Linked DNA regions of Mus musculus: region 1 is linked to region 2. The links are chromatin contacts, found by Hi-C or POLR2A ChIA-PET in ENCODE. All regions are on one chromosome and are shown on one strand. Each heading gives the region's core, a stretch centred on a gene start or an enhancer-like site at or near the end of the contact. The rest is flanking DNA. Distances are from core to core; before and after follow the strand shown.

Evidence for each region. A loop is a pair of places that touch in the nucleus more often than their neighbours do. ChIA-PET counts read pairs that join two places held with the same protein, here RNA polymerase II (POLR2A).
Region 1: a loop to region 2 is called in a map of adrenal gland, with 2.4 times the contacts of the local background. The contact joins the promoter of Terf2ip here to the promoter of Tmem170 in region 2. A Hi-C loop is called at or near these places in 2 of 37 maps with a recorded cell type or tissue (T-helper 2 cell and adrenal gland). POLR2A ChIA-PET finds 5 or more read pairs at or near these places in 1 of 5 experiments (embryonic stem cell).

The regions. Positions count from the first base shown.
Region 1 is chr8:112,008,655-112,014,029 of GRCm38, reverse strand. It overlaps Terf2ip (telomeric repeat binding factor 2, interacting protein), which reads right to left and starts at 2,671. Exons shown (of 3, transcript NM_020584.2): 1 at 1,888-2,671. The coding sequence starts at 2,548. It overlaps Kars (lysyl-tRNA synthetase), which reads left to right and starts at 2,676. Exons shown (of 14, transcript NM_053092.3): 1 at 2,676-2,820. The coding sequence starts at 2,762. It also overlaps the pseudogene Gm6793.
Region 2 is chr8:111,875,080-111,880,245 of GRCm38, reverse strand. Tmem170 (transmembrane protein 170) reads left to right here and starts at 3,571. Exons shown (of 3, transcript NM_025781.2): 1 at 3,571-3,743. The coding sequence starts at 3,611.

The DNA.
Region 1 (5,375 bases), core at 1,422-3,921, 130 kb before region 2:
GAAGCTCAGGCAGTCCCTATGGTGGTGGCTATGGATCTGGAGGTGGAAGTGGTGGATATGGTAGCAGAAGGTTTTAAAATAAAACAGAAACGGCTACAGTTCTTAGCAGGAGAGAGAGCGAGGAGTTGTCAGGAAAGCTGCAGGTTACTTTGAGACAGTCGTCCCAAATGCATTAGAGGAACTGTAAAAATCTGCCACAGAAGGAACGATGATCCATAGTCAGAAAAGTTACTGCAGCTTAAACAGGAAACCCTTCTTGTTCAGGACTGTCATAGCCACAGTTTGCAAAAAGTGCAGCTATTGATTAATGCAATGTAGTGTCAATTAGATGTACATTCCTGAGGTCTTTTATCTGTTGTAGCTTTGTCTTTTTCTTTTTCTTTTCATTACATCAGGTATATTGCCCTGTAAATTGTGGTAGTGGTACCAGGAATAAAAATTAAGGAATTTAAAAAAAAAAAAAGAAATAAATGAGGACACGAGGATTTTAAGTATGGTGGAGGTTTATTGTAGATATGAGGGAGAGTGTAGCCAGAGGCATCTGGAAGGGTCCACACTAAACTGGGCCATGAGAGGAGAGGGGGAGGAAAGAAGGGAGAAGAAAAGAGGGAGGAGGGAAGGGGGAGGCAGAGCAAAGAGAATACTCAGGAACCTGGAGAGCAAGAGACTGGCACACTGACAGCGCACTGTAGCTGTCTACAGACACACCAGGAGAGGGCATCAGCTCCCACTAAGGATGGCTGTGAGCTGGGAAGTGAACTCAGACCTCTGGAAGAGCACTCAGTGCTCTTTAAGCATGCTGAACTAGAGAAATAGATTTTACCTCCCCACACACACACACACACACACACACAGCCCAAATGGAGAAAGCATGCCTTAAAGTCAAAAATGTCTGCCATTTAAGCTGTCAATACTGGTTACAGAAAAGGCAGATATCTTAGCCAGGCATGGTGGCTCAGCTGTGTGATTCCAGCACTCTAGAGACTGAGGTAAGAGGATTGCCTAGACTTGGGAGGCCAGCCTGGCTGTCTCAAAAAACAAACTTACAACACGACCTAAGTAAAAAAAGCGACACCTTTGTACTATACACTAATCACAGCCAGATCTTAACCTCAAGTGCTTAGAAATTCACCTCACCTAAGAAGACCACAAAGCAACTTTCCTCTTTATATAGAAGTACATTCAGTTAAGCCAAAATACGGAAAGTAAACTGACCTGCCATGCCATTCACATAGTTTATATTGAGTAAGACCAGAATATAGGCAATATCTTAAAATGAACGGCCAGGGGCCTTTTCTCAAATAAAAAAGATGGAGGATGAGAAGAAGAGGAGGAGGAGGAGGAGGAGGCGCAAGAAGAGGTGGAGGAAAAGGAGAAAAGGAGAGGAGGAAGGAAGGAAGGAAAAAGGGGGAAGGGAAAATATCTTTGAAATTTCTGAAAACAGAAACAGGTTACCCTGTTACCTCCTGGGTATGGTGGGTAGGAAGGGTAGAAGATTTCCATATATACTGTACTGTGTTCCTTTTGAACACAGAGCCGTTTTTGTAAACTAGTTACTGTTCCGTAGTCTCAGTCACTCCGAAGGCAGGAGAATATTTCAGGCATAGAGTTTGGGGACAGCCTGGGCGACACAGCGAAGAGACTCAAGTTCCCCGCCCTCCCAAACCCAAATCCATCAACGAACAAACATCCAGTCAACGGGAAGGAAAAGTTAAATGAAAAGACAAATTAAAACCAGAAAACAAGGGATAAGAGGAAACGGTGCACTTTCGCTTCGGACCTCAACAGAGAAGAGGGGCTGAGCTATGCCACCCACGGCGCCCAAAAAGACGCTCGCTGACAGGCAGGCAGCCCCGCCCCCCGGAGCCCCGAAGGTGCCGGCCTCACCTCCGCTATCCGCGGCCTCGGGGTCCTGCTCCGCCTTCCGTTTGAGCTTCTGGGAGGACGGGCTGACCGGGGCGTTCCCGAGCAGGTACTTGTGCTCCTGACCCCGTAGGTGCTTGAGGTAGCGGTCCTTGAGCGACTGCCAGGAGTGCTGCGTGAGCGAGCTCTTCTCCATCGCTTTCCACAAGGCATTGCCTGTGACCGAGCTGGGCGAACGGGCGTTCTCCTTCACGTAGGTCAGGATGGCCACATCTTCCGCGTCGGTGTAGGCGATGCGCCCGGTCAGGGGCTGCGGCTCCGGTTCCGTGGAGCCCTCGGTGGAAGCCCCGGGCTTCGGATCGGACGCCTGCTCCGTCAGGCCCAGCCGATAGGCCTCCAGGTCCAGCTTCTCGTTGCGATCCACGCAGTCTAGGATGTACTGCGTGGAGATGAAGTCGCCCGAAGCCTCGGCCAGCGCCTCCCCGGGCTGGGCGAGAAGCACGGCTCCGGGTTCCTGCACCCGACACACGGTGCCGCCGCCGTGCAGGATGAGCGTCGACAGCCGGCGCTTGGCCGAGCTGGGCCGCACGTAAAACGACATGGCGCTGCCGTCTTCTCTCACGAACAGAGTGGAGGAGTGAGTGGGCCCATTGGGGTCTTTACCCAGATCCATCGCCTCCGCCATACCTGTCGCCCCGCTGTACAAGTAAAGCGCAGAAACGACACCACTAAGACGGACTCTCCGCCGGAGGAGCCCAGCACTGCGCCTGCGCAGCGAGAGTCCGGCCGAGGGCCCGCCCTCTTTCCCGGAAGAGGCAGGACTTAGAGCCACGACCTGGAAGTTCTAGTTCTACGCTAGTCATAATTTTTTTTTTTCTGGGTCGGGCCAGTGGGGAAGATGGCCACGCTGCAGGAGAGTGAAGTCAAAGTGGATGGCGAGCAGAAACTAAGCAAGAAGTAAGTGTCGTTGAAGATCTCTAAGTGTCTCTTGTTGCAGTGTTCCGATGGGAAGTGCCTGGAGTTTTCCCGCCAAGGCGACTGTGCCTGGGGTCCCTCTTGTCTTTTCCGGTGGGTGAGCACATGCTGGGACAGAGATGCAGTGCCGTAGAACCTACAGCCTCCAGGATGCCCCAGGAGGATCAACTGCGTGGCTGATGGGTTCCCTGGTCCTAGCCGTAGGGACGAGCATACCTAGGGAAAGCCAGCACAGAAACCGGGAATGGTAGCAAAGAAAAGTGAAACTAACTTTTCCCTACCTTCTAAGAAATGCTCTTTTAATTGAACCACTCCCCCAACGGATAGACTGGAAAATGGTTAAATATCTTTGTTCTTAAAAGAAGAACCTTTACATTATCCTTGGCCTATCCAAGGTTATTCTGCACCTTGGGTGTTAAAAGGGGGTACGTTCTGAAACAATAGTGTACCTACCCATATGTGTCACTCAAAGGATCTGTGACACGGGAGCAAGTGGCCTTATTTAGCGGGATACACCAGGCTCCCTTTGCACTGCTGGGGGTATCTTTGTAAAACACTCCAAATCCCAGAATTGAGTAGGCAGATAAGATTACCCTCCCTTTAACTGGTTGCTTTTAGGACTACACTCTAGTCCACTTGACCCACAGAACACTAGCAATGACTTGAATGTCTTCTTAGTGCCTGGAACTACATAGTACCCTCCAAAGCTGTAGGAAATAACTAGTTTAAGCTGTCACATACCATGGCTGCTTTCGTTAGTACCCTAGCAATAAATAAATCCCCTTATTGATCCCCGAGGGAAATACCAGAAACCTTCTAGATAATAACTGGGTTTCCTTTTTATGGCTGTGTTTCTGCTTTGTGTGGTTTAGAAGGATTTTAAAGAAAATGTTTAAATTTATGGGTTGCAGGCTCCCTGGTTGGTTGTCCTTTGTGTGAGCAGTTTAGTGGATTCCTTAGCGGAGGATGGGTGAGTTTATTAAATCAGTAGTTGGAATTTTGAGTCACAAGCGAAAGAAAGTACCTCAGTTTTCAGGTAATTTAAGGAAGCCTTACTGCTGCTTTCAAGTCACTTTTCTTTCTTTCTTTTCTTTTTTTTTTTGGTTTTTCGAGACAGGATTTCTCTGTGTAGCCCTGGCGCCCTGGCTGTCCTGGAACTCACTTTGTAGACCAGGCTGGCCTCGAGCTCAGAAATCTGCCTGCCTCTGCCTCCCTAGTGCTGGGATCAAAGGTGTGCACCACCACACCCAGCCCTCAAGTTACTTTTCTTAAATATACCTTTGACTTTAATTTACCCGTTAAACACCACGCTGGCACTATACAAACTTTGTCTAATCTCAGTAGTAATCTTGCAAGAGAAATGTTCATGCCCACATTTCCAAGTCAGAAACTACGGCCCTGGGTTTATGAGAAAATGGGAGTTCCCAGCGGTTGTGGGTGTGGCTTAATGGCTGCTTCCATGCACAAGGCTCTTGATTTCCGGGGTACTGCTAATGAAAATATATGTTCCTCGTGTGCTTCCTAGCATTGCTCTGAAGCACTGGGACAGATATCTGAAGGGAAGTCTATACCAAATCTGTGATCCTCGGTTGCCTAATGAAATCAGGTAGTTTTGTTTGTTTTTTGTTTTTATAAGACAGGGTTTCCCTGTGTAGAACTCACAGGCTGCCCTAGACCAGGCTAGCCTCAAACTAAGAGATCTAGATCTACTTGCCTCCAAAGTGTTTGTACCACCACAAGCTGGCTTTTTTTTTTTTTTTTTTTTTTTTCGAGACAGGGTTTCTCTGTATATCCCTGGCTGTCCTGGAACTCACTTTGTAGACCAGGCTAGCCTCGAACTCAGAAATCCGCCTGCCTCTGCCTCTGTGCTGGGATTAAAGGCGTGCGCCACCACGCCCGGCGAGCTGGCTTTAAAATGAACCAGTTTTTACGTTCCCAGCTAAAATAATTTTTGTGCATGTGAATAATATGATATCCCCTTCTTTTTCCTAATTGTCCTTGGCATTTCTTGAAGTTTTTTTCCTGAGGACTGTTTTATTCCAGAAAGTCCCCCAAAGTTAAAAACAGATGGTCTGTCTGCCCAAATCACTTATTCTCAAATGAAAGATTCCTCAAGTTACTGAAACACAGTAGAGTGTGATCCTGGTAGCTCTGAGGCCATCGTGTTGATAACAAGTAAACATGGTGTCTGAGGACCTGCCCTTCCCTCACATGTTCCTTCCCAAGCTCCCAAGTAGCTAGGCCTGTCTAAAATCTGCATTTGGCATTTTCATTATCATCCTGTTGCCAGGAGTCCATCCTCATGGGAGAGACCACACTTCAGAGCCCCACATGTTGCCGTCCACACTGTAGGAAGTTGTGAGCATTTCTGCAGCTAGGCTATTGACTTGCATTTGGGGTTTTTGTTTTGTTTTGTTTTGTTTTTAAGATTTATTTATTATATGTGCGTACACTGTAGCTGTCATCAGACACCCCATAAGAGGGCCTCAAATCTCATTACGGATGGTTGTGAGCCACCATGTGATTGCTGGGATTTG
Region 2 (5,166 bases), core at 2,322-4,821:
TGCCTTTAATCCCAGAATTTGGGAGGCAGAGGCAGGCGGATTTCTGAGGTCAGCCTGGTCTACAAAGTGAGTTCCAGGACAGCCAGTGTGGGGAGCGGGTGTGGCGGCAGTCCCAAAGGTGCCAGGGACTGCAGCTAAGTCATATGACTTGCACCTGACTTCCTCATATAAGACACAAACATCTTGAGTGCTGCGCAGGTGTACCAGGATACAGGTGAATCCAATTTGGTGGAGATTTGCCCCTGCTGCCCTGATTAGCTGAAGCCTCGTGACTGGCGAGGGGGCGTGGCCTGCGGTGCGTGGATGAGAGAGAGTATAAAAGGAGTGAGAGGCCCAGGGTTCGGGGGAGATATAAACAAGAAGAATCAGGACTGAATAAACTGCTGTTAGAAGGACTGGTGGTCGTGTCGTTCTTGCTGGTCGAGAGCGGACGCGACAAGCCAGGGCTACAGAGAAACCCTGTCTCGAAAAACCATAAAAACAAAAACCAAAAAAACATAGTTAATGCTGCATTTGAAAAAAAAATATATGTGTGAGGGGTAGGGGAGGTGAGAGGCATATATGTATAGGTGCTCTCAGAGGCCAGGAGAGGGTGACGGGTCCTCTGGGTTGTTGTGAGCTTCCTGGCAGGTCCTCTGGAGGAGCTGGAAGCACACTTAATCACTAAGCCACTTCTCCAGCCCCCTCCTCAACTTGAGACAGCTCAGGCTGGCTTTGCACTTACCAGTAATCTTCCTTTCTCTTCCCAGATTTGAGATTACAGGTGTGAGCTGTCATACCTTACACTCTTATGCTCTCAGAGCAGTTTCTGTTCCTTAGACTCTTCTTTTGTGCTTATAAAGATATGGAAGGGCTCCATGAATTTGTGTGTCACTCTTGAGCAGGGGCCGTACGAATCTCCACATCATTCCAGTTTTACCTATGTGTCATGCAAGAAGCCACTCCTTTCCTTTCATTCTTTCATTAAAAAAAAAAAAAAAGTAATAGAAGCCAGATATAGGGCTGGTGAGATGGCTCAGTGGGTAAGAGCACCCGACTGCTCTTCCGAAGGTCCGAAGTTCAAATCCCAACAACCACATGGTGGCTCACAACCATCTGTAATGAGATCTGACTCCCTCTTCTGGAGGGTCTGAAGACAGCTACAGTGTACTTACATGTAATAAATAAATAAATAAATAAATCTTTAAAAAAAAAAAAAGAAGCCAGACATAATTTGCACAGAAAGTTGCAAGCCAGCCAAGAGAACGCAGCAAGACTTCATCACAAACCAAACCAAAAAGGTAATAGAAATTGTGGGAGTTTATTCCAAAGGAGAAATGAGAAGATTGGATGACCAGAAAAGGCAAATACTCAAAAGTCTCAAAGTACATTTTCCCTACAAAATATCGATGCTTTGCTTTCTAGGTCCTTCCATTTGGCTGTCAAACCACCAAATTTTCATGTCTATATAGGCAATCTACAGATTCTCCCTGGAAGGCTTCTTAGGGACCTTTGTGAAGTGCTGGGGATCAAACCCAGAGCTGCAGGCATATGAGGCAAGGCGTCTCTCAGAGCTATAACCAACCCAACTTTAACTTCTTTCCTTTGGGAGGGAGGTGAACATCTGGGCATTAATGGATATAGCACACTTATGGGAAAGGGCTGTTGGCATTGTTCATGCTATCCTGTAAAAGCAAAAATCCTACAAAATCTAAAATGCTGACAAGATGTCTAAATATACTGAAAAACAGTTGCTGTAAAAGGTTTTAAAGTTATTGATTTATTATATATGTGTATTAGTCTGGATTCTGCAGAGGGAGAGAACTTAAATATTTATATTTATTAATGAATATGTTAAATTATTTATTGAATGTATCATATATATATATATATGTATATATATGATTTATAGAGTGGCTTACAGGAAGTGGTCCAGCTAATCCAGCAATGGCTGTCTACTAATGGAAGGCCCAGAGTCCAGGAGTTGTTCAGTCCATGGGGCTGGATGACCCCGCTGGTCTTTCAGTATACACTGGAATCTCTAAATAGGTTCTAATGCCAGTGTCTTAGTTTGGGTTTTACTACTGTGAGGAGACACCATGACCGAAGCAACTCTTATAAAGGCAAACATTTCATTGGGGCTGGCTTACAGTTTCAGAGGTTCAGTCCATTATCATCATGACAGGAAGCAGGGCAGCAGGCATGCTGGAGAGGGAGCTGAGAGAATCTCAGCAGGAGAAACTGTCTCCTCCGCACTGGGGTGGAGCTTAAACACTAGGAGACCTCAATGCCTGCCTACCCAGTGGCACACTTCCTCTAGCAAGGCCACACCTCCTAATACGTGCCACACTTCGCATGGGCTAAGCATATTCAAACCGGTAGATGGCGTGGTTCAGATCAAAGGTGGATTTTCCACCTCAAAGATCCAGATTATAGGTATTGCTACTTTAAATCCCTCACAGGTTTCGCCAGCCATTGCGGTTTTAGTTCATTCCAGGCGTCGTCAAGTTTACAACCAGGGAGAGCCATGGCCATATGTGTGTGGGAACCTGTGCAGGTCAAAGGACAACTTGCAGTTATGGGTTCTCTTTTACCACGTGGGCTCCTGAGATGGAACTCAGGTCACAGCTCCTAAAAGTTTCAACTTCTGTGACTTAGAGAATTTCTGGTCCTTTTTTTCTTTTTGGTTTTTCGAGACAGGGTTTCTCTGTATAGCCCTGGCTGTCCTGGAACTCACTTTGTAGACCAGGCTGGCTTCGAACTCAGAAATCCGCCTGCCTCTGTTTTGGTCCATTTAAAAAGTCTTATTTTTGCTTGTTGGTTGTTCGGAAGTTGAACCTACAGTCTTTTGTTTTGTCTTGTATTTGCTTTGGTTTTGGTTTTGACAGAGTTTCTCTATGTAGCTCTGGCTGTCCTGGAGCTTATTCAGTAGAGCAGGCTGGCCTCGAACTCAGAAAGCTGCCTGCCTCTACCTCTTGAGTGCTGAGTTTAAAGGCACGTATCACCACCGCCCAGCGAACCTATAGACTTTGACAGGCTAAGCAACTGGGGTTGGAATCTAGGGATGTGCAGCTAGGCTGGTTCTCTGTCAATACATATTCAGTCCTACAGAGAAATTTGAGTAGGCTAGTGGTCACTTAATTTTTATTTTTGGTGATGTATCCTTGTATACTATTTTAAAATGTATGTGAGTCTATGTGTATGTGAAGGTAAAAAGACAACCATGGGAGTTGGTTCTCACCTTTCACCATATGAGTCCTAGGGATGGAAGGCAAATCCTTCATGCTTGGAGGCAAACACCTCGCCTCTACCCGCTGAGCAATCTCACCGGACTTGTCCTACTTAAAGGTGGCACTAAAGAGGGCAGAGCCCAACACACCCAGATGGAGCAGAAGAAACTTGCCACTAGGGGCGCAGCATGCCGTGGGTTTCTCTAATCGAACGCAGCGCCAGGGGGCGGGAACAACCGTTACCCCGCCCCCTCCATCTGCGGCGCCCTGTGATTGGAAGGAGAAACGATTACTCTAGCAGCGCCGTTGGAGTGGGCGGGAGAAGAGGGCCGGCCAAAGGTGACGCCGTGGCTGCGGAGGTGCGGTACTCCGCGGCGCGGCGGGCGGTGGATGGCGGCGGGATGGAGCGCGAGGGGAGCGGCGGTGGCGGCGGCTCAGCCGGGCTCCTGCAGCAGATCCTCAGCCTGAAGCTCGTGCCGCGGGTGGGCAACGGGACCCTGTGCCCCAACTCCACTTCGCTCTGCTCCTTCCCAGGTACGCCCCGCCCCGCGCCTGCGCACTGCGCACCTGTCGCCTGCCTCCCAGGGCGAGGCCGAGGCAGCCCTGGAATCGCACTTGGGGCGACGGCTGTCCAGTCCTAGTGACTGCTAGTATCCTTCCTCTGAGAGCCTGTGTGCTGACGCTGTCCTCTGACTCTGTCCTACACCCACTTTCCCACCAGCCTGCTCAGACCTGTTGCGGATTCCCCCACCCGCACCTAGAAGAACTTAAGACAGAACTTCTAAATTGCTCTTAGCTCTTACCCGGGCTTCGCCGCCTTCTGCCAGGAGGGCTTTTAAAGTTACATTTACATTGTAGAACTGCTACAATTCAGAAAGTTGTGGAGAAGAGAATGATCCCCTGAGGTTATTAATAAAGGCCCTCAGGGGAGGGCATGATTGCTTTGGGTTTTTGAAGGCAAGACGACAGAGGCGGGGGTGGGGTGGGGTGTGGGGGGGTAGGGGTATTAGGACACTGCCGCAAAGAGAAACTAACCCAGTGACGTTGTAAAAGAGGATGACGGGTGGGATTGCTGACTGCAACCTTCGACCAGACACCTGTGAGTCTCATCTACTGGGCAGCGACTGCCAGGCGCCTCTCGGTGGACACCTGGGACCTGCCTGTGTAGTAGCTGACAAGGTGGCTGCCTTTTTGTTTTGTGGCAGCTGAAGATGTTAGCTTGTGATCCTGCCCACAAGAAAAGAGTCTGGGAGTTCAGATTGTTTCCAGAAGTACTAGTGTCCCACCTGACAGTGATTACAAATAAATACATATATAAATAAACAAACAAATCTGAAAGTGATTACAAATAAGTAAACACACAGACACACAGCATTCTGGCGACCTTCTCCAAAAGATGAAGGGTTCTTTCTTTCCTAGGATTCAGTGAGTCTGTTCTAACTCATTTTCTTACTTCTCTCCCAACTATTAAGGAGATTTCCAAACCTGAGAAGGCGAAACAGAGAATAACAAGTACCCATATGCTTAGTTCGGGTGGTAAAAGTCACATGTCTACTTAAAAGCTGAGGCTCATTAGGCACTTGTGAGACCATCATAGGTGGGGTTAGGTAGGCCTAGATGGTAGGCTAGATTATGGGGCCACAGTTGTATATTTGGCTGGTGTTGATGGATGTCTCATGCAAAGCAGGACTATTCTGGTTTTACAGCCTTGGTCACATCAATGTGCATGTGTGTACACATCACAATTTAACTTCCTGCACTGCGGAAGACGAGACATTAGGATTCTTGAGCTCAAAACTTCTGAACCAGGGATGTGTGTCCTGTCACTGTCACGGTGCCCCCAAGTCAGATCACTTCTAAAATCCATAACACGGATAAAGGGATGTTATTTAAATAGGCCTTATTTAAATTTTTCTCTAGTCAACCAAATAGCTTTTTTCTTAAAAACAAAAAATTG